Regions from separate parts of the Mus musculus genome. Here region 2 is linked to region 1. The links are chromatin loops, found by intact Hi-C in ENCODE. Cell type or tissue: heart. All regions are shown on one strand. Each heading gives the region's core, and the rest is flanking DNA. Links, peaks and the distances in the headings are about the cores only. Region 1 holds the start of Klc3 (kinesin light chain 3). Region 2 overlaps Clasrp (CLK4-associating serine/arginine rich protein).

Evidence for each region. Hi-C counts contacts between places; a loop is a spot of excess contacts. Peaks named below come from ENCODE experiments on the same cell type or tissue, not always from the same donor. Only the 100,000 strongest peaks of a DNase experiment are listed, where the experiment ranks them.
Region 2: it touches region 1 in a loop (2.0-fold over the local background); 2 of 42 quality-filtered maps call a loop at or near these places.

What each region holds. Positions count from the first base shown.
Region 1 is chr7:19,402,003-19,411,168 of GRCm38, forward strand. Klc3 (kinesin light chain 3) reads right to left here and starts at 2,102. Exons shown (of 13, transcript NM_001286039.1): 1 at 2,019-2,102. It overlaps Gm38954 (a long non-coding RNA gene), which reads left to right and starts at 3,687. Exons shown (of 3, transcript XR_881873.2): 1 at 3,687-3,766; 2 at 6,031-6,103; 3 at 6,221-6,307. It overlaps Ckm (creatine kinase, muscle), which reads left to right and starts at 9,092. Exons shown (of 8, transcript NM_007710.2): 1 at 9,092-9,144. In heart, for the core only: a CTCF peak has its summit at 3,551 (motif pointing right); DNase peaks (open chromatin) are centred at 2,079, 3,649 and 8,009; H3K4me3 peaks cover 2,619 bases; H3K27ac peaks cover 2,510 bases; H3K27me3 peaks cover 3,707 bases.
Region 2 is chr7:19,586,193-19,595,358 of GRCm38, forward strand. Clasrp (CLK4-associating serine/arginine rich protein) reads right to left here. Exons shown (of 21, transcript NM_016680.5): 4 at 8,715-8,816; 5 at 8,281-8,360; 6 at 5,801-5,885; 7 at 4,898-5,046; 8 at 4,047-4,143; 9 at 2,554-2,632; 10 at 2,399-2,472; 11 at 1,633-1,674; 12 at 520-735; 13 at 149-418. Among named protein-coding and RNA genes, the nearest start is that of Zfp296, 13 kb to the left of the region's middle. In heart, for the core only: CTCF peaks have their summits at 3,229 (motif pointing left) and 3,864 (motif pointing right); a DNase peak (open chromatin) is centred at 3,970.

The DNA.
Region 1 (9,166 bases), core at 366-8,365:
GGAGGGGCATAGTGGCCCACACCTTTAAGCCCAGCATTCAGGAGGCAGAGGCAGGAGGAGTTCCATGAGTCCAAGGCCAGCCTGATCTACAGAGTGAACTCTGTCTAAAAATAAAATAAAATAAAATAAAATAAAATAAAATAAAATTTCAGGAGCAGGACCGGATCGAGCAGGAATGGGAAAAAACATTTTGGGGCTGGAGAGATGGCTCAGCAGTTAAGAGCACTGACTGCCCTTCCAGAGGTCCTGAGTTCAATTCCCAGCAACCACATAGTGGCTCACAACCACCTGGAATGAGATCTAATACCCTTTTCTGGAGTGTCTGAAGACAGCTACAGTTTATTTACATATAATAAATCTTTGAAGAAAGAAATAACATTTCAACTTCTCCCCAGATGTGGAGTCTCACACCTGTAATCCCAATACAGAAATGGGAGGATCAGGTGTTCAGGTCACTTCATCTCTACAAACAAAACCAAAATACCATACCATATACGAGGCACGTGAGTAAGATCACCGGTGAGCGCGTGTAGAACCTGGGTAGGCTCAACCTCACACACCCTGTAAGTAGTCAGTCTCACACAAGCTCAGGGTGAGCCATCCTGACTCTGCCCCAGTGTGGCCAGGATCACCACCGCCCTCCCCACCGCACAATCTCAGACCCAAGGGGCCATGCTCCATATGCAGCTTCCCACAGCTCAGCCGCAGCCATCTGCCACTCGAGCTGTCCCCGGCACTCACAGGAGCCCCAAGAGAGCTTCACTAGTCCACAGCAGGCTTGCCCCACACTCACGTGTGTGCACGTATACACACACACACACCTAAGTAAACCTCAGCTTGCAGACACAGTCACCCACATACCCACACACAGCCAACAGTTAGTCAGTGACAGTCACATATCACTGACACAATTCCACACACTCCACCCCCACTGCCACGCAACACCTAGATCCAACCCCATTCCCTGCCACACATGGCCATCTGTGTGAATCAACCACAAGTATACAGTTGACCCAGTATCTCAGTCACACATGCTCAGTGCTATGCACAGTCCGCATGTAACACACACACACACACACACACAGGAGACAGACAAGATCATCCACATTCACTCTGTCCCCATCACTGAGTAACATGGTAGCTCATTTCTTTTACACTCTTACCCACAATGTGACTCTTTCTTACTTTTAAAATATATATAATTTTATATATACATATGTATGTGTATATATATGTTGATACAGATTTTCTCTAATATATATACATATGTATGAATATGTATACATTGACACAGAATTTCTCTGTGTAGCCCTGGCTGTCTTCAGAGATCCGCCTGTCTCTGCCTCCCGAGTGCTGGGATTATAGGTGTGCATCATGATGCCTGGTCCCTAGTCAACTTTTTTCCCTTTATGTACTTATTGTGTGTGCAGAGGCACATGGATTGCCAAGAGAACAACTTGCAACTTAAGGGAGGAGTCCTTTCTCTCCTCCCACCTTTCGGATCCTGTGGATCAAACTTGAGAAATAGACAGTTTGGCATCAACACCTTTACTCTCCTTGCTGGCCCACGTTCCTTTTCTTTTTCTCCCTCCCTTTGGCATCTGTACCCACATCCGCCCTCCTTCTGTCTCTCTCCCTTGAGTACGAAGCCCAGGCTCGCTCGCCTCCAACTCCGCTCCTCCCGCCTCAGTTTCCACAGTGCGCCCTGCCTTACTCTCCCTCTCTTTGCACACCTCGCGCAGGCTCCCTTACCATGCATGTCTTGCACCCTCAGGCTGCAGCGGGGGACCCTCCGACAGCCGGCCAGCCCCTCCCCGCGGCCGCGGAGACCCTGCACCGGACTTCGCGTCACAAGGCCCCGCCCCGCCCGCAGCTGTTTTTCTACTCCGCTAGGGGCCGGGCGGGGCTCCGCGGGGACCCCGAGGCTCATCCCGGCCACCAGGTCCCTGGCTCCCTCCCTCCATCCCTGCGGCCCCCTCGGGAATCCCGAAGCAGCCGCCGCCGTCCCCCGTGCCCACCTGACGGCCGCCCGCCCGAGCCGCCTCGCTGCGCGGAGACCGGGCTGCTCCCGCTGCGCGGCCGCCGCCTTCCCGGAGGCTCCTGAGGGAGGTGGGGCAGGGCAAAGCCACGCCCCCGCAGGTGCGCAGGCCGCGCCCTCCGCCAGCACACATTGAGAAACCTGTGGTCTAGAGGCGGGGCGGGGCCGATGGAGGCAACGCACGCCCCCGCAGGCGCCCAGGCCACGCCCTCTGCCGCAGCATTCGGTGAAACCTGCGTTCCGAGAACTTCTGAAAACTTTATCTGGGGGCCTTCGAGAAGGCTCAGACAGTAAGGGTGCATGCTGCCAATCCTGAGGAGCTGAGTTCGATCCCTGAGACCTTCAGGGTGGACAGAGACGGACTCCCACATGTTGTTTTCTGACTTCTACATGTGTCCAGTCATACATACACAAATATGGAATAAACAGATGGCTCATCAGGTAAGAGTGCTGGCTGCTTTTGCAGAGGACCCAGGTTCGATTTCCAGAACCCACATGTCGGCTCAAAATCATCTGTAATTCCAGTTCCAGGGAGATCCAGCACTTTCTTCCAGGGCCTCCACAGACACACATAAAATAAAGATAAAAATCTCCAAAAAATATTGTTTTAATAATTACAACCTGAAGACCTTGCACAACTATTCCTGGCTGAGAAGATGGTAAGGGCGCTAGCTGCCAAGCTTGACAGCCTGAGTTTCATCTCCAAGAACCATGAAAACTGACTCCTGGGAATTATTCCGGAGTTGGTCAAGGAGAGCCTGGATGGATTCACATGCATGGATGGAACGTGGGCACCCACACACGTGCATTTGTGTATACATACGGACACATAAGTAAGAGGGGTTTTCTTTATTTTAAAGATTTATATTACTGTGCATTGGTGTTCTGCCTGTAGATCTGGGTGAGGGCATCAGATCCTCTGGAACTGGAGTTACAGACAATTGTGAGCCACCATGTGGGTGCTGGGAATTGAACTTGGGTCTTCTGGAAGACCTGAATTGATTAACATGAGCTAACAGTAGTGTGTGCACTGCTGGGAGTGGTACCCAGAGCCCTGTGAATACAAGGAAAAAGCATCTACTATTTAGCTCTCCCTGCCATATATATATTTATAGATATAGATATAGATGTGTGTGTGTGTGTTGATTTTATTAATTCTCTCTGCCCTCCTTTTCTGAGGCAGGGTCTCACTTAATTCTGAAAATACAGCCACTGTACCCTAGTTACCTTTATTTTATTGAGGGGGGATAGAGTCTCCCTATAAAGCTCAGCTGGGCTCAAACTTACAGTCCTGCCTCAGCCTCCTGAATAGCTCCCATGCTGCAGTATCTAAGAATCTCTTAATGTAGGCTCCTGGGTCTTTAATATTCTACAACGCGTGCCCTGTGTCTCTCTGGTCGTCTTCAAGGTCAAGACTGTAGAGTGGCATGATGCAGATGCGCAAAAAGTATTTACAGGATGAACGAAGCAAATTCTAGAAGTTATGAAAGGTCCCTGCAGTGCACGAAACCGCCACCAGATGGCACTGCGGGTCCACGGAGCCGCCTCGGTGTGCTCGCCCTCCAGAGCCTAGATGTCCTCCTCCAGGAAGCTCTCAGTGGCCACTTCTGTGACACCACCCCCGCCCCCCTTCCCAGCCCCAGGCTCGCAGCCTCGTGGCCTCGGGTGTCGTCATCCCTGCACACTCCAGGTCGCCACACTAGAGACAGGTGCCCGCCAAATTGAACTGTGAGTGCATGGCAGCGTCCTGGAACCTGAGTATGAGTTGAAGCCTAGACATAAATCGTGTTGTAACGGTTCTAGTTATTTCTAGAATAAAGAGGAATGGAGAGGGCAGCTAAGTTCTGTGCCACCGCTCTGGTCTTAGGACACTAACAACAGATCTGCTGCACGTTCATCATGAAGCAGACAGGGGCTGGTCAGGTGCAGATCCCAGCTCTGTCATTTGCTGGCTGTGTGCTGTCCTCCGGTTCCTTCTGTACAGAACCAGATTCAGGGAACCTACTTCCGGAGATCGTTGTCCGCAGTTCCTCCAAAGGTTTTTGGGTGGGTGAGACGGCTCAGCATCTAAAGGCTCTCGCTGCCAAGCCTGAAAACTTGAGTTCAAGTCCTGCGGCCATCTGGTGGAAGGAGTGGCCTTACTAAGCACTTCCTCCGCTGTGGCCTGTGTCCTGCAGAAGGAGAATGGCTCCGCAGGCGCCGGTGAGAACCAGATACGCTGGAGAGTCCCCAACCCCCATCTCTTTGGCCCCATAGGTTCATACTTAACCTGCCGTCTTCTTCCTCATGTGACAGGAGAAACAGATTAGGAGCAAACCTCTAGGAAGGCAGCCGTTGTTCCAGCACACTGTACACCCCAAAGCAGGGCTGGGTTTCGGGGTGCCCAGTAACAGGGTAACAGGGCCTGAACCAAATCCTCCATGCAAATGACTTCCATTCATGCTCCCACCATGTGCATTAATTAGCTCCATTGTATGGATGGGGACTATGGAGCCCAGAGAGGTTAGTGGTTTCTTTGAGGTCACACAGCCTAGGAATGGAAGAACCCTTAAGCCATACAGTCATACCCATAGACTCCTACACCAGGCCCATGTGAAGATGAGGAATGATGCTCTGAGAGATGAAGTTATTTGTGGAGACCTCAGATAAGAACGTTGCAAATGCCTGTAATCCCAGCACCTGGGAGGCTGAGCTAGGACGATTGTCTAGGAGCTCCAAGATAGCCTGGGCTACCTGATAGGAAGCCCTCAAAACAGCCAATAAGCAAAATACTGCATGGAGGATCCTGCCTATGGTGTGGCATTGCTCCATAAACCAAGGCAGGAAGGGCTCAGGTGTGAGGCCTGGGACAGCCTGGGCTACATAGTGATACTCTGAATAATACAAAAGAGGCCATTTGCATCCCAGAGTTCTACTTGGCAGAGCCTTGAGGCCTTGACCCCCAACCTTCTCAAGACTCTGGGCTCCTGAGTGAGCCTAGTTCCACCCTCCCTAGCCTTCAGCCCCCAGGAGAGGACAGTGGGGAGTGACACAGAGGTATGGTGGACACAGATAGCACATGATGACCTGGAAAGGAACTGGGGACAAAGTTCAGCTTTGCCTGGAAGCCACCCTCTGAGCTGCCCTGCACCCCTTCTGGCTGGCAGCTCTGCCTCTCCTAGCTGTTTGCCCTTGGTCTGGTAGCTTAGCCTTTCTGAGCTTTACTGTTGAGAGTGTTGACTGAGTTACAGTGTAAGCACTCAGAGCAGTACTTAACATCAGCACCCATACTAGCCTTCTTGTAGCTGTATCTTCTTTCAGGCAGAGCCTGCCTTTGACTGGCTCATCCCAGGTCACATGATTAGCCCATGACTGCAAACCATTCTGAAATGATGGGTTCCCTACATGTTTGGCATCTCCAAAAGACTAGGGACTTAGAGCCAAGGGCTGTCAAGATGGCCCAGTGGGTAAAGGAGCTTGTAGCCAAACCTGACAGACAAAATGACTTTAATCCCTCGGGGGTCCACAGAGTGGAGGGAGAGAACGGATTACCACTAATTGTCCTCTGATTTCCTCGGTGTCCTATCCCTGGAAGTAAATAAATAAATAGATGTAATCTTTGTAATGAAAAAAAAAAAAAAAAGGTCAGGGCCAGGCATGGTGACTGGGGCCTTTAATTCCAGCATTCCAGGAGGCAGAGCCAAGAGGATCTCTGTGAGTTCAAGGCCATCCTGGTCTATAGAGAGAGTTCCAGAACAGCCAGGGCTACAGATAAACCCATCTGGAAAAACAAAGTTGAATGACCCAAGAGGGGTTCTCAGAGGGTGGCGTGTGCTCCCTGGCAAGCCTATGACATGGCCGGGGCCTGCCTCTCTCTGCCTCTGACCCTCAGTGGCTCCCATGAACTCCTTGCCCAATGGCATCTTTTTCCTGCGCTCCTTGGGTTATTCCAGTCTCCCCTCAGCATTCCTTCCTCAGGGCCTCGCTCTTCTCTCTGCTCCCTCCTTGCACAGCTGGCTCTGTCCACCTCAGATGTCACAGTGCTCTCTCAGAGGAGGAAGGCACCATGTACCCTCTGTTTCCCAGGTAAGGGTTCAATTTTTAAAAATGGTTTTTTGTTTGTTTGTTTGTTTGTTTGTTTGTTTGTTTTTCAAGACAGGGCTCCTCTGTGTAGTCCTAACTGTCTTGAAACTCCCTCTGTAGACCAGGTCGACCTCGAACTCTTGAAACCTGCCACGGACCACCCAGTCAGGTATGGAGGTCCCTGGAATGAGCGTCCTCGAAGCTAGGTGGGTAAGGGTTCGGCGGTGACAAACAGAAACAAACACAGAGGCAGTTTGAATCTGAGTGTATTTTGCAGCTCTCAAGCAGGGGATTTTATACATAAAAAAAAAAAAAAAAAAAAACCAAACATTACATCTCTTAGAAACTATATCCAATGAAACAATCACAGATACCAACCAAAACCATTGGGCAGAGTAAAGCACAAAAATCATCCAAGCATTACAACTCTGAAACCATGTATTCAGTGAATCACAAACAGAACAGGTAACATCATTATTAATATAAATCACCAAAATATAACAATTCTAAAAGGATGTATCCAGTGGGGGCTGTCGTCCAAGGCTAGTGGCAGATTTCCAGGAGCAGGTTAGTAAATCTTAACCACTGAACTAACTCTCCAGCCCCATGGTCAATTATTATTTAGCATCTAGTGCCTAATTTTTTTTTATAAATCTTCACTATGTAATTTAAAACTATTTTAATTCTTCCTAATTAAGGCTTTCTTTACCATATACCAAAATTCACCTCCAATGACACACGCGTAGCCATATGAAATTTTATTGTTGGGAAAATTTGTACCTATCATAATAGTTTTGTAAATGATTTAAAAAGCAAAGTGTTAGCCGGGCGTGGTGGCACACGCCTTTAATCCCTGCACTCGGGAGGCAGGGGCAGGAGGATTTCTGAGTTTGAGGCCAGCCTGGTCTACAGAGTGAGTTCCAGGACAGCCAGGGCTACACAGAGAAACCCTGTCTCGAACCCCCCACCCCCCAAAAAAAGCAAAGTGTTGGTTTCCTTGGGGATAAAGTCATGTTAGTGGCCCATCTCTAGGCCCATCTCACCCATTATTCTCGCTTAAGATCTTGGCCTAGGCTACCAGGAACATGTAAATAAGAAAAGGAATAAGAGAAAACAAAACAGAGAGATTGCCATGAGAACTACGGCTCAATATTTTTTCTCTCCGGCGAAGAGTTCCACAACCATCTCCAGGAGGCCTCCACGTTTTGAGGTCAATGGCCTCAGTCTGTGGAACTTGTCACACAGATCTTACTGGAGGTGGTGTGGCAGAAACCCATTCCTTTTAGTGTCTTGGGCTAAAAGTAAAAGGCCCAGAGGAGGCCTTTGCTCATCTGACCATGCTGACAAGGAACACGGGTGCCAGGACAGAGGCTGGACCCCAGGAACACCTTAAACACTTCTTCCCTTCTCCGCCCCCTAGAGCAGGCTCCCCTCACCAGCCTGGGCAGAAATGGGGGAAGATGGAGTGAAGCCATACTGGCTACTCCAGAATCAACAGAGGGAGCCGGGGGCAATACTGGAGAAGCTGGTCTCCCCCCAGGGGCAATCCTGGCACCTCCCAGGCAGAAGAGGAAACTTCCACAGTGCATCTCACTTCCATGAATCCCCTCCTCGGACTCTGAGGTCCTTGGTCACAGCTGAGGTGCAAAAGGCTCCTGTCATATTGTGTCCTGCTCTGGTCTGCCTTCCACAGCTTGGGGGCCACCTAGCCCACCTCTCCCTAGGGATGAGAGCAGCCACTACGGGTCTAGGCTGCCCATGTAAGGAGGCAAGGCCTGGGGACACCCGAGATGCCTGGTTATAATTAACCCAGACATGTGGCTGCCCCCCCCCCCCAACACCTGCTGCCTGAGCCTCACCCCCACCCCGGTGCCTGGGTCTTAGGCTCTGTACACCATGGAGGAGAAGCTCGCTCTAAAAATAACCCTGTCCCTGGTGGATCCAGGGTGAGGGGCAGGCTGAGGGCGGCCACTTCCCTCAGCCGCAGGTTTGTTTTCCCAAGAATGGTTTTTCTGCTTCTGTAGCTTTTCCTGTCAATTCTGCCATGGTGGAGCAGCCTGCACTGGGCTTCTGGGAGAAACCAAACCGGGTTCTAACCTTTCAGCTACAGTTATTGCCTTTCCTGTAGATGGGCGACTACAGCCCCACCCCCACCCCCGTCTCCTGTATCCTTCCTGGGCCTGGGGATCCTAGGCTTTCACTGGAAATTTCCCCCCAGGTGCTGTAGGCTAGAGTCACGGCTCCCAAGAACAGTGCTTGCCTGGCATGCATGGTTCTGAACCTCCAACTGCAAAAAATGACACATACCTTGACCCTTGGAAGGCTGAGGCAGGGGGATTGCCATGAGTGCAAAGCCAGACTGGGTGGCATAGTTAGACCCTGTCTCAAAAAACCAAAAACAATTAAATAACTAAAGTCAGGCAAGTAATCCTACTCGGGAGACTGAGGCAGAGGGATTGTTACATGTCTGAGGCCAGCCTGGACTACATAGGGTTTCAGGCTAGCCCTGTCTACAGAGTAAGGCCCTATTTCAAAAACACAAACAAAATGGTTCTCCCAGCTGCTAATGCTCACCAGGCAATGAAGCCTGGTGAGCATTAGCAATGAAGGCAATGAAGGAGGGTGCTGGCTACAATCAAGGCTGTGGGGGACTGAGGGCAGGCTGTAACAGGCTTGGGGGCCAGGGCTTATACGTGCCTGGGACTCCCAAAGTATTACTGTTCCATGTTCCCGGCGAAGGGCCAGCTGTCCCCCGCCAGCTAGACTCAGCACTTAGTTTAGGAACCAGTGAGCAAGTCAGCCCTTGGGGCAGCCCATACAAGGCCATGGGGCTGGGCAAGCTGCACGCCTGGGTCCGGGGTGGGCACGGTGCCCGGGCAACGAGCTGAAAGCTCATCTACTCTCAGGGGCCCCTCCCTGGGGACAGCCCCTCCTGGCTAGTCACACCCTGTAGGCTCCTCTATATAACCCAGGGGCACAGGGGCTGCCCCCGGGTCACCACCACCTCCACAGCACAGACAGACACTCAGGAGCCAGCCAGCCAGGTAGGGACTGAGAGAAATCACT
Region 2 (9,166 bases), core at 853-8,852, 180 kb after region 1:
GGAGATACCTCCATGCCCCGCCCCATACTTTGGTACCTACCCTGTCCTGCTTCCAATCAGGTGCTTCCCAAGAGAAGAGGGGCTGGCCTGGTCTGTCCCCAGCCCGCCTCCCCCCTAACACTCCTGCTCCTTAACATAAGTCACAGACCTGCTCCTTCGGCGGGGCACGTACCCGCCGCGCCGGGCAGGGGAGCGTGAGTAGCGGTGTCCGTCGCGGGAACCGCCGTCTGAGTGCCGCCGTCCGCGGCTGCGGGAGCGTGAGTAGCGCCGGGAACGGGAGCGTGAGCGGGACCAGGAGCGGGAGCGGGAGCGTGCGTGGCGGCCAGAGCGGTAATAGCCACGGCGGGAGCGCGAACTGGAGCGCGAACTGGATCGGGAGCTGGAGGTCCTGGAGGCGGAGGACGAAGAGGAGCGGCGGCTGTGGGAGCACGGGGAAAACAGGGTTTGTGAGCGACACTGTCCTAGAGGGCCCGTCCCTCCTCCCGGAGGTCCGCTAGGGCGGGCGTGAGCGTTACCGACCGGGTGCTGGCATTACGGCCTGGAGCGGGGCCACCCGTTTGGGGAGGCGCAGGGGGCTTCCCTGGGGCAGCCCCGGATGCGGCGGCTGCAGCAGCTGCAGCAGCTGCCTCCTCGTCGCTGCCTCCAAAACTGGTGATGAAAGTGATTTTTTCCTCGCGGCCTGGGCTCGGGGAGCGAGAGCGGGAGCGGGACTCGGAACTAGATTCTGAAGGTGACCTGCAGCGAAGGATGAGCAAAAGGGAGGCAGCACTCAGAGCCCCAGCTGCACCAGGGCCCTAGTGGGATGTGTGAGTTCAAAGCCAGCCTGGTATACATCAAAAGCGAGGACAAGAGCTACATAGAGAGAACTTGTCTCCAGAAAAAAGAAAAAATTACTAAGTTTCTGGCTGGTGCGATGGTTCTGCAGGTGGGAAGGCTCTTGCCTGCAAGCCTGACAACCCGAGGTCAATCTCAGAATCCACACAGTAGGGTAGAAAGAGAACTAAGCTGTCCTTTTACCTTCAGCTCTGTGGCACATGTGCACCAACCCCACCCAGACTGATAAATATAATTTTTCACAAAAGAAAATGGGCAGGGGGTAGTAGGGGTAGAGGCCAGCCTAGTCTACATAGAGAGTACCAAGAGTCCATGTCTCAATAAACAACAACAAAACAAAACAAAAGTAGCTGGCTTTCTGTGCTAGTAAAATGAAAGACGGTGTAGTGCAAAGAAGGCTTTGCCGATGCAAGAGACCTTGGGTTTCAGCCCTAGAACGGTAGCAAAACACAGTGAGGTCTTCCTGCTTAACCTGGAGAGGAGGTCCTCAGCTAATTCCAGCCCATGAAACACTGAGCCTAGTGGGACTCCCTTTAGGGAAAAGCAGGCCAACACAAAAGGCCCCACTCCCTGGCCTTAGCAGAGAGTGAGGGGAGTTTCTCACTAATTCTGGGAGTCGTGTGTTAAACACACCCAATCTCTATGCCCCTTTATGTCCTAAAGAGATTCTAAATTAAAAAAAAAATTTGGAAAAACAAAACTGATATAGACCCAACCCCTATCCATAGACCACAGGATGCCATCTGTAACAGGAGTGACCCAAACAGGAGTGACTTCTTCCAGAGCACTGACACTTACCGCTTATAGGGGTCATAGGTGGGGCTGTCTCGGCGGGCATAACTATGGAGAGAACAGGGAAGGGCAGGAGAGCTGAGACCAGGCTGGCTAGTGTCAACTATTCCACTCTGAGCCCCAGTGCTGCAGATTGTACACCCCATGTCATTGTGGGGATCCCACATTGGTCTCCTTATTACAGCCCTGGTGCTGCCAGTGCTACACTGGAAGCCATGGTGACCAGTACCCAGCATGGTGACATCAGTGCTGGCGAGAAAACAACAGTATGTCCAACTAACTCAGTGCAGTATCTGAGTCTGAGGATTCACACTCTTCATAGGGGAGGAGCGGTCCCTGTGAGGGTAAGTAACGTCCTCTGGTGGCAGTGCCCTGTGTGGAGGGGCCTGTGGCCTGCTGCTAACCTTACACTGTCACACCCAAACCTTCCTCAGACATTTGCCCAGGGCTCCCAGGCCCAGATTCTTCTCTACTCATATGCAACTGCTCTCCCAATCCTCTCAAGACTTCATTGTGGGAAGTAGCCTCTCTCCACTTTACAATGGAGGAAACTAGCCAGAAGAAAGGAGCCTCTTATCTAGACCCTGTAGAGATGACACTGACCAGTGCAGGTGGGCTGTGTTGGGCCCAGCAGGTTGACTGAGAGGTGGGGGGCAGGTGGCCCGGGAAGCATTCCCATGCCTCCAGCTACTCCTAGCTCTGTAACTGTCGCCCCACTGCCAAGGCTGGGCTCCACTCTCCAGCCCCTGGCTGTGCAGAGGAGATATCCTACCTGGGAGGGCTGATCTTGCGGCCTCTCAGCCGCTTCTCCCGGAACTCTCTTCGCTGTCGCCGGGAACGACGGCCCTGGATGGGGAGGAAGCACCAGGACGGTGAGGTGTGCCCTCACTGGATCCACTTTTACCCCCGAGCCCTACCAGACCTCACCGAGTACATGGCTTTCTCCTCCTCCAGGGCTTTGGCATGTTTGATGGCCTCTGCCTCCTCCTTATCTTTCCGTAGCATCCTGCAGAGGAAGTTAGGATGGGCATGAAGGGCATAGGTCACAGAGTGGGCAGAGCCCTGGTAAAGGCAGCAAAGACAGCAGGGACCTGATGTTACTCCATGATTCCTTTCTCCCTGAACCAGGGCTCTGCTGTAGGCTAGCTGGTCTTTAACTCACGGTGAAATCCTTGTAGCCACGGGATGTGCAGGCAGGCATTACCCTACCCTTTCCTTTTCTGTTCTTCCCTTTGATGGGGTCTTGTTCTGTTGGGCCTAGCTTTGAACTCATAACCTTGCCTCAGCCTCAAGACTGCAGAATCATAGGTATGCGCTATTACACTTAATTTCCCTTCTGTGTTTAATAGATTTTATTGAGCACCTAAAAGAGCTGGTTTTAGACCTGATTTCTGTGTGCTCTGCCTGTGCATGTGTCTGTCACATGTGTGCCTGGTGAATGCCCTGGAACTGGTTGTGAGGCACCCTCACAGTTGGCACTCGGGGCTGGAGAGATGGCTCAGAGGTCAAGAACACCTACTGTTCTTCCAGAGAACTTGAGTTCATTTCTAATCGCCCACATCTGATAGCTCACAACTGCCTTTAACTTCAGCTCTAGGGGATCCAGCGCCCTCTGCTGGCCTGCACATGATGCACAAAACTATATATAGGCACAACACCCATACACATAAAACTCAGAACAAAACAGAAAGGAGAACCCCACAAGAACACTTTAAAAACTGTGTGTGGCTACTCCATGCCTGTAACTGTGAAAGGCAGAGGCAGGAGGATGGCTGGGGCTGGCCAGCCATCAGCACAGCTCCAGGCTCTCTGCTTTGGGCTGAGTAGTGGGGGCAGCAACAAGCACCTTTAATCCTTTAAGGGCAAAAGCACTGGAGCAGCGGCCCTCAGCCTGTGGTCCTGTCACCTTTGGCAAATCTCTATCTCCAAAACATTTACATTACATCAGAGCACCACAAAGATTAGTTAGGAAGCAGCAGTGAAAATACTGTTATGCTTGGGGTCACTACAACATGATGAACTGTATTAAAGGGTCACGGGGTCAGGAAGAACCTCTGAGCTAGAGGGTTCTAATAGGCCAGGGCAGGGACCTGGGGATTCATCCCCAGTGCCACACAAAAATGGTTTCTGGTCTGTCGGTGCCACTGATGTAAAGAGAGTGCTTGGTGTGGCATGACCAAGTACAGGCAGTGGCAGAGGCTTGCTCACTGTCATATGAACATGCATAGGGATGACCACTAGAGGGTGCTGTCCCCAAAGAACTAGTAGCTTCCAGGTCACGCTGTAGGACAAGATCTGTTTCTGCAGAAAGTGGGGCTACAAATTCATAGCTCACAGGCTGAGAACAGATGCTGGTAGCAGGCATGTGATACAGAAGCCAGGGCATAGCCAAAATCTGGCATGCCAGCCAGCACTCTCACCTGACAAAGTCTCCATCAGCCATGCCGTAGGTTGTGGCCTGCTTATTGAGATCAGCCACCTGCTCCTGGTTCAGCTCATCCACATCCACCTCCACGTCTGCACAAGAAAAAGGCTGTCAGGGACCCAAGCCCCAGGAGAGGGGGGAGGAGCACCCCAAGTCGGGGCAAGTCTGCCAGATAGAGCACCTTCAGGGAGAATGTTGCTGTGCTAGCACAGCTCTGAGGACCAAGCTGAGGCTTGGCCAGCACAGCACACAGCACAGCAGGGGACCAGTAGGGTGGGTGGACGAGTCTGTGGATGGAGTGCACGAAAGACAAGATGGGAGGTGGAAATAGATGGAGGTGGGGTGGGCAGAGAGCGGCACACAGAGGAAGGGCAGGAAGGACACACATGAACTTTGGCTCTGGCTGGGGCTAAGTCTGCATGTGCACCAGGAAGAGTAGGATAGAGACGGGGCAGTGACAGTCTTCTGGCCAGGCACATCCACAGGAGAAGGAGGTAACCATGGGGTATGAGCGATAGAAGCTGAAGGATGGGGGGCAGCTCTAGGAATGGGGAAAGTTGCTTTCCCAGAGCAAAGCAAGGCCAGCCTACGTAGAAGAGGAAGGGCTAGCTCCTAGGTGGAAGAATCTTCTAGAACAGTGCCCAGAAATGGGGAGGGAGAGCACATGGGATAGGGGACAGGCAAGACAAGGGACAGGGAAGGCTGGAAGTAACAGGAGACTGAGGCCCTGGAGCTGGGGTAGGGTGGGGGAGGCCTTGTAAGCACGGGTACCCCACAGGGTGAGGGACGAGACACAGAACCGATGCCCGGGGACTGCAGGTGGGGAGGGCAGAGAGGGAACCCCACCGATGTCGGGGATGACCTCATCTTCATCCGAGTTGCTCTCCTCCTCTGCTGGTGACTCTTCCTCCTCTGGCTTCTCAGCCACCTTCTCTACCTCGGCCACAGTACTATCTTCATAGGTGTAGCCGATGGAAGCCTTCTTCTCTGCCAGCCTGGGAAGAGAGCCATGAGCCAGGGGGTACCCGGCAGGAGCAGGGCCACAGGTGAGCCCCACAGTGGTTACACATATCCACCTAAGCTGGTCCACTCTAGCCCACCCCACTATGGCCTGGTCCTTCCCATTCCTGTCCTGGTACAGGGCCTCCTCTTCCAAGAAGTCCTCCTTGTTCACCTGTCAGGATACAAGCCTGCCTGCCTTAAGTCCCATGAGTGCAGATCCCAGAGTCATCTTGAACAAAGTGTACCTCAGCTCTGCTTTCAGGGGCCACATTGAGAGGCCACTGCGGACTTCAACTGTCAATATATCTTGCCTCATCCCAGCACCCTTATCCTGGAGCCAAGGCTGAGTATCAACAAGCAGATCCTGTAAGTGGTTGCTCCCAGATGTGAGCAGGGATCTGACAACAACACCCAGCCAGGCTAGCTTTAACACTGATGCCTCCAGGCCTGCAGTGCTGTGGGCTGCAAGCTCACTGCGTGCTGGCACCAGAAGTGCATGACTCCCTATCACTCATGGTCCTCGAAGCTCCTGACTTAAGGCTGAATCCAAGGGGCTGCCTTTCCTCAGCCTTCCCCACAGGACTCACCCCCCCACCCCCTTCTGCAAGTTAGAAGCAACAAGCTTGGGCAGAACTGTGGCTGCCGCTTCCTCTCCACATATACAGAGGCCGCACCCATTGAGTGCTTACTGACCTGATGGGATGGAAAGGCTAGTCCCCACCCCATCAGACCAGACCCTTGACTCACTTCTTCTTCTCATCCTCGCTGGGTCTCTGCAGGCCTCCGTACAGCTCATCAATGTAGATCTGATACAAGCACTGTTCCTCAGAGACTGGCAAGGAGAGGCACAGGTCAGCCCAGCCAGGCACATGTAGATGGAGTGGGACACGAAGACATGGCGGGGGGGGAGGGGGGGGGGGATGGACAGCCAAGGTAGAGTCACCTATTTCAAATTATTCTTCTGTCTAGGACCCAAGTGACCACAGTATATAACACCAGCCAGGTGATCCACTCAACTGTAACCTGGCTCAAGTAACTTTTGACCCCTGTGTCTCAGTTCCCTCTTCTGTAAAATGGGATCCCTAACAGAGTGAGTACTTTGGACCTAGGGGCCCCTACCACTGTCACAGAGTCTCCCTGGCCTCCAGAACCATAAGTATGCCTCTAAGTGTTGACTATCATCTAGCGTCCAGTGGTCCTGTGGGTTACCTTCTATTACCGGAGTGTCTGATTACCCTGTATCCCTACACCCCAAGCACCCACTTCAGGAACTCCCCAGGGTACTAAGGCAGCCATAGTCTCCCCTCAGCCCTGCTGCCAGGCTCATGTGAGTCCTCTCCTTCCCTCTGCAGGCTTCAGCTAAGCTCCCCTTTCTTTGTAAGGGGAACAGGTAAGGAGCAGAAGATTAAACCTAAGCCAAACAAGTCCTCTACCATGGAACTATATCCCCAGCCCTCTTTTTGAGACAGGGTTTCGTAAAGTTGTTTGGGCTGTCCCAGGGAAGCCCTGGACTTGAGATCTCTCTCCCTGCCTCAGCCTCTGGAGCAGCTCTGGTTAGAGCTGGGCCTCTGTAGCAGCTTGAATGCTTCAGCTTTTCTGTCTGTGGCATCAGTGGTCTGTGCCAGGTAACAAAGCATGGCCCCGCCTTGCTGTGACAAACACCTGACTCCTACCTAGTCTCCACATCCTAGGAGAGGGCCCTGCCACCGTCTCCCACAGCTCTCTGGCCTGTCTTCAATGCCTGTAGTCCAGGACCTCTGTGCACCTATCTCGGGGGCTGGAATCTATACCTACCCTGCTCTGTCTTACTTCCCTTCAGGAACACTCGCAACCACCTAGGTTTGCTCTCAGACTGCTCATGCAGAGATTATGCAGCGGCTCTCCCTGAGGTCCCGTCCCCAGAGCAGCACAGGACACACTGCTGTAGGAGGGAACGAAGGACTAAGGGAAGCCCGGCCACCAGCTGCAAGGAACCATATGGCCTGGACTGACAGCAAAAATGATAGCACTATGGTGACAAATGACAAACTTCTTATCTCTAGGCTGCACTGCCTGCGAGGATGTGGCAACCTCTGATTTTAAACTGCATCTTAGAAATACATAAGTCTGGGACTAGGAAGCCAACATGGAGGGTCACCTATGTCAGCCTGAAGCAAGGCTTTCAGACCCATGGACCCACTTAACACTGCACAGGGAGGAAAATGAGACCTGCCAGGAAAGGGGTGTGTGTGGATGACCCTGGCCAAGGGCGCCCACCAGGGAGCCCCCATGCTTAGGCGAGGCAGGGAAGATGGTTCTTGCCTGGGGATCAACCGCAGCGCTGGAGAGGGTGGGGCAGGAGATCATGAGCTTCAGGACAGCTCAGGCTATAGAGTAAGGCTGGGTCTCAAACATATAAACAGTAAGAACAGTATCCCCAGGTCTGATGGTGCAGCTCAGTAGGTGAGCACTTTCCTAGCATCTGTGTGTGTGGCCAGGGTCCACCCCCAGCTGCACAAAACCCAGGAGAGAGAGAGAACTACTGAGTCCTCTCCCTGCAGGAAGCCATGCAGGGTCACAAGGAAATAAGACAGAGCAGAGTAGATTCGTCATCTGTTTTGTCTCCATGCTAGGCACTGACCCAGAGTCTTCATCAGCTCATGCAGGTCATGTGTACATGTAGCAAACATGTGTGTAGAGGTGAGGGCACAATTCAGGAGTGGGTTCTCCTGAGCAAACTCAGCTTGTCAGGCTTTCACAGCAGGTGCTCCATGAAAAAGTACTGAGCCAGTTCCCTAGCCAGTACCCAGAGCCTTATATATCCAAGTGCTCCCCCACATCCCAGCCACATGCAGGTGTACCCTGATGACCTGACAGAGAAGCCTGTCTGAGAGCCTCTGCCCTCCTGGGGAAGGCCAGGCTTGGCATGCCCAGGGGCTCTGCTCACAACAAGGAAAGTCTTCCTAGGACTGTCACCTATGCAGTGGGTGCCCTCCTCCCTCTTTCTTAGGAAAAGGGCTCTAGACAGGATTCAGAAGGAAGGGATGGGAGGTGGCTTGGGCAGAGACCTCCAAGTCTCTAACCCCACAGAGACCCTGTGCCAGTCTCATGAACGAAGACCCAAAAGGGAAAGAGGGTACACAGACTAGAACAGAACCAAGGGCGACCGGCAACAAGTACCTGGGTGAGCCTTGTCTAGGTGGTCCAGCCTCAGGCCCCCATGCCCCACACCCCGACCCGCCACTCACTGCCGGCGAAGTCGTTCTGCACCAGGCCTCTGTACCGCTCGTAGTTACATTTCCGCTCGTCTGACTCCTGTTCCGGGGAGCTTTGGGAAGGAGTGGGGTTAAAGAGAAGGTGAGAGCCGGGCGTGGTGGCGCACATCTTTAATCCCAGCACTGGGGAGGCAGAGGCAGGCGGATTTCTGAGTTCGTGGCCAGCCTGGTCTACAAAGTGAATTCCAGGTCAGCCAGGGCAACACAGATCGAAAAACCAACCAACCAAAAAAAAAAAAAAAAAAAAAAAAAAGAGAGAGAGAGAGAAGTGAGAACTAAAGCCCCAGGAATCAGAAAAAGGGGTGGTGGTGGTGGTGGTGGTGGTTAGGCTTCTGCCTAAGGGAGGGAGTGGGCAAGACTCAGGGTTAAGGGTATGCTGGGTCATCCCAACCTTGCAGGACACGTACATGGTGGTGAGCAGTGGGGGGGTGTAGTCAGGGATGTGGTCTAGATGTGCACGAACATCAAAGCGGTCAATCATGTTGTTGGTGTCCCCCTGCCAGGGCATCCTGAGATGGGAAGGACATAGTCAGAGAGGCAGGGCTCAGAGTCCAAGCACCCAGTCCCTACCACTTCAAGCTCCTCTGTCATTCACCCAAATCTACACCTGGGGTCCAGGGCTCAATAAGTCACCCATCTGCCAGTCCACAAGCTAGGACCTCACTTCTCAGAGCCGAGCAACAGCAAGGATCGTAAACCAGGCTGATGAGGCCACTAAAGGAGGCACAGTCACCCTGAACCAGGCCCATCTGGCAACCTGCCCTCTGCTACCTGTGAGCTTCGGTCAGTCCTAACTCCTCTACTGTGAGCACCTACATAACTTCTCTGCGAGTCAACCGCACATGCACAGTCTTCCTGG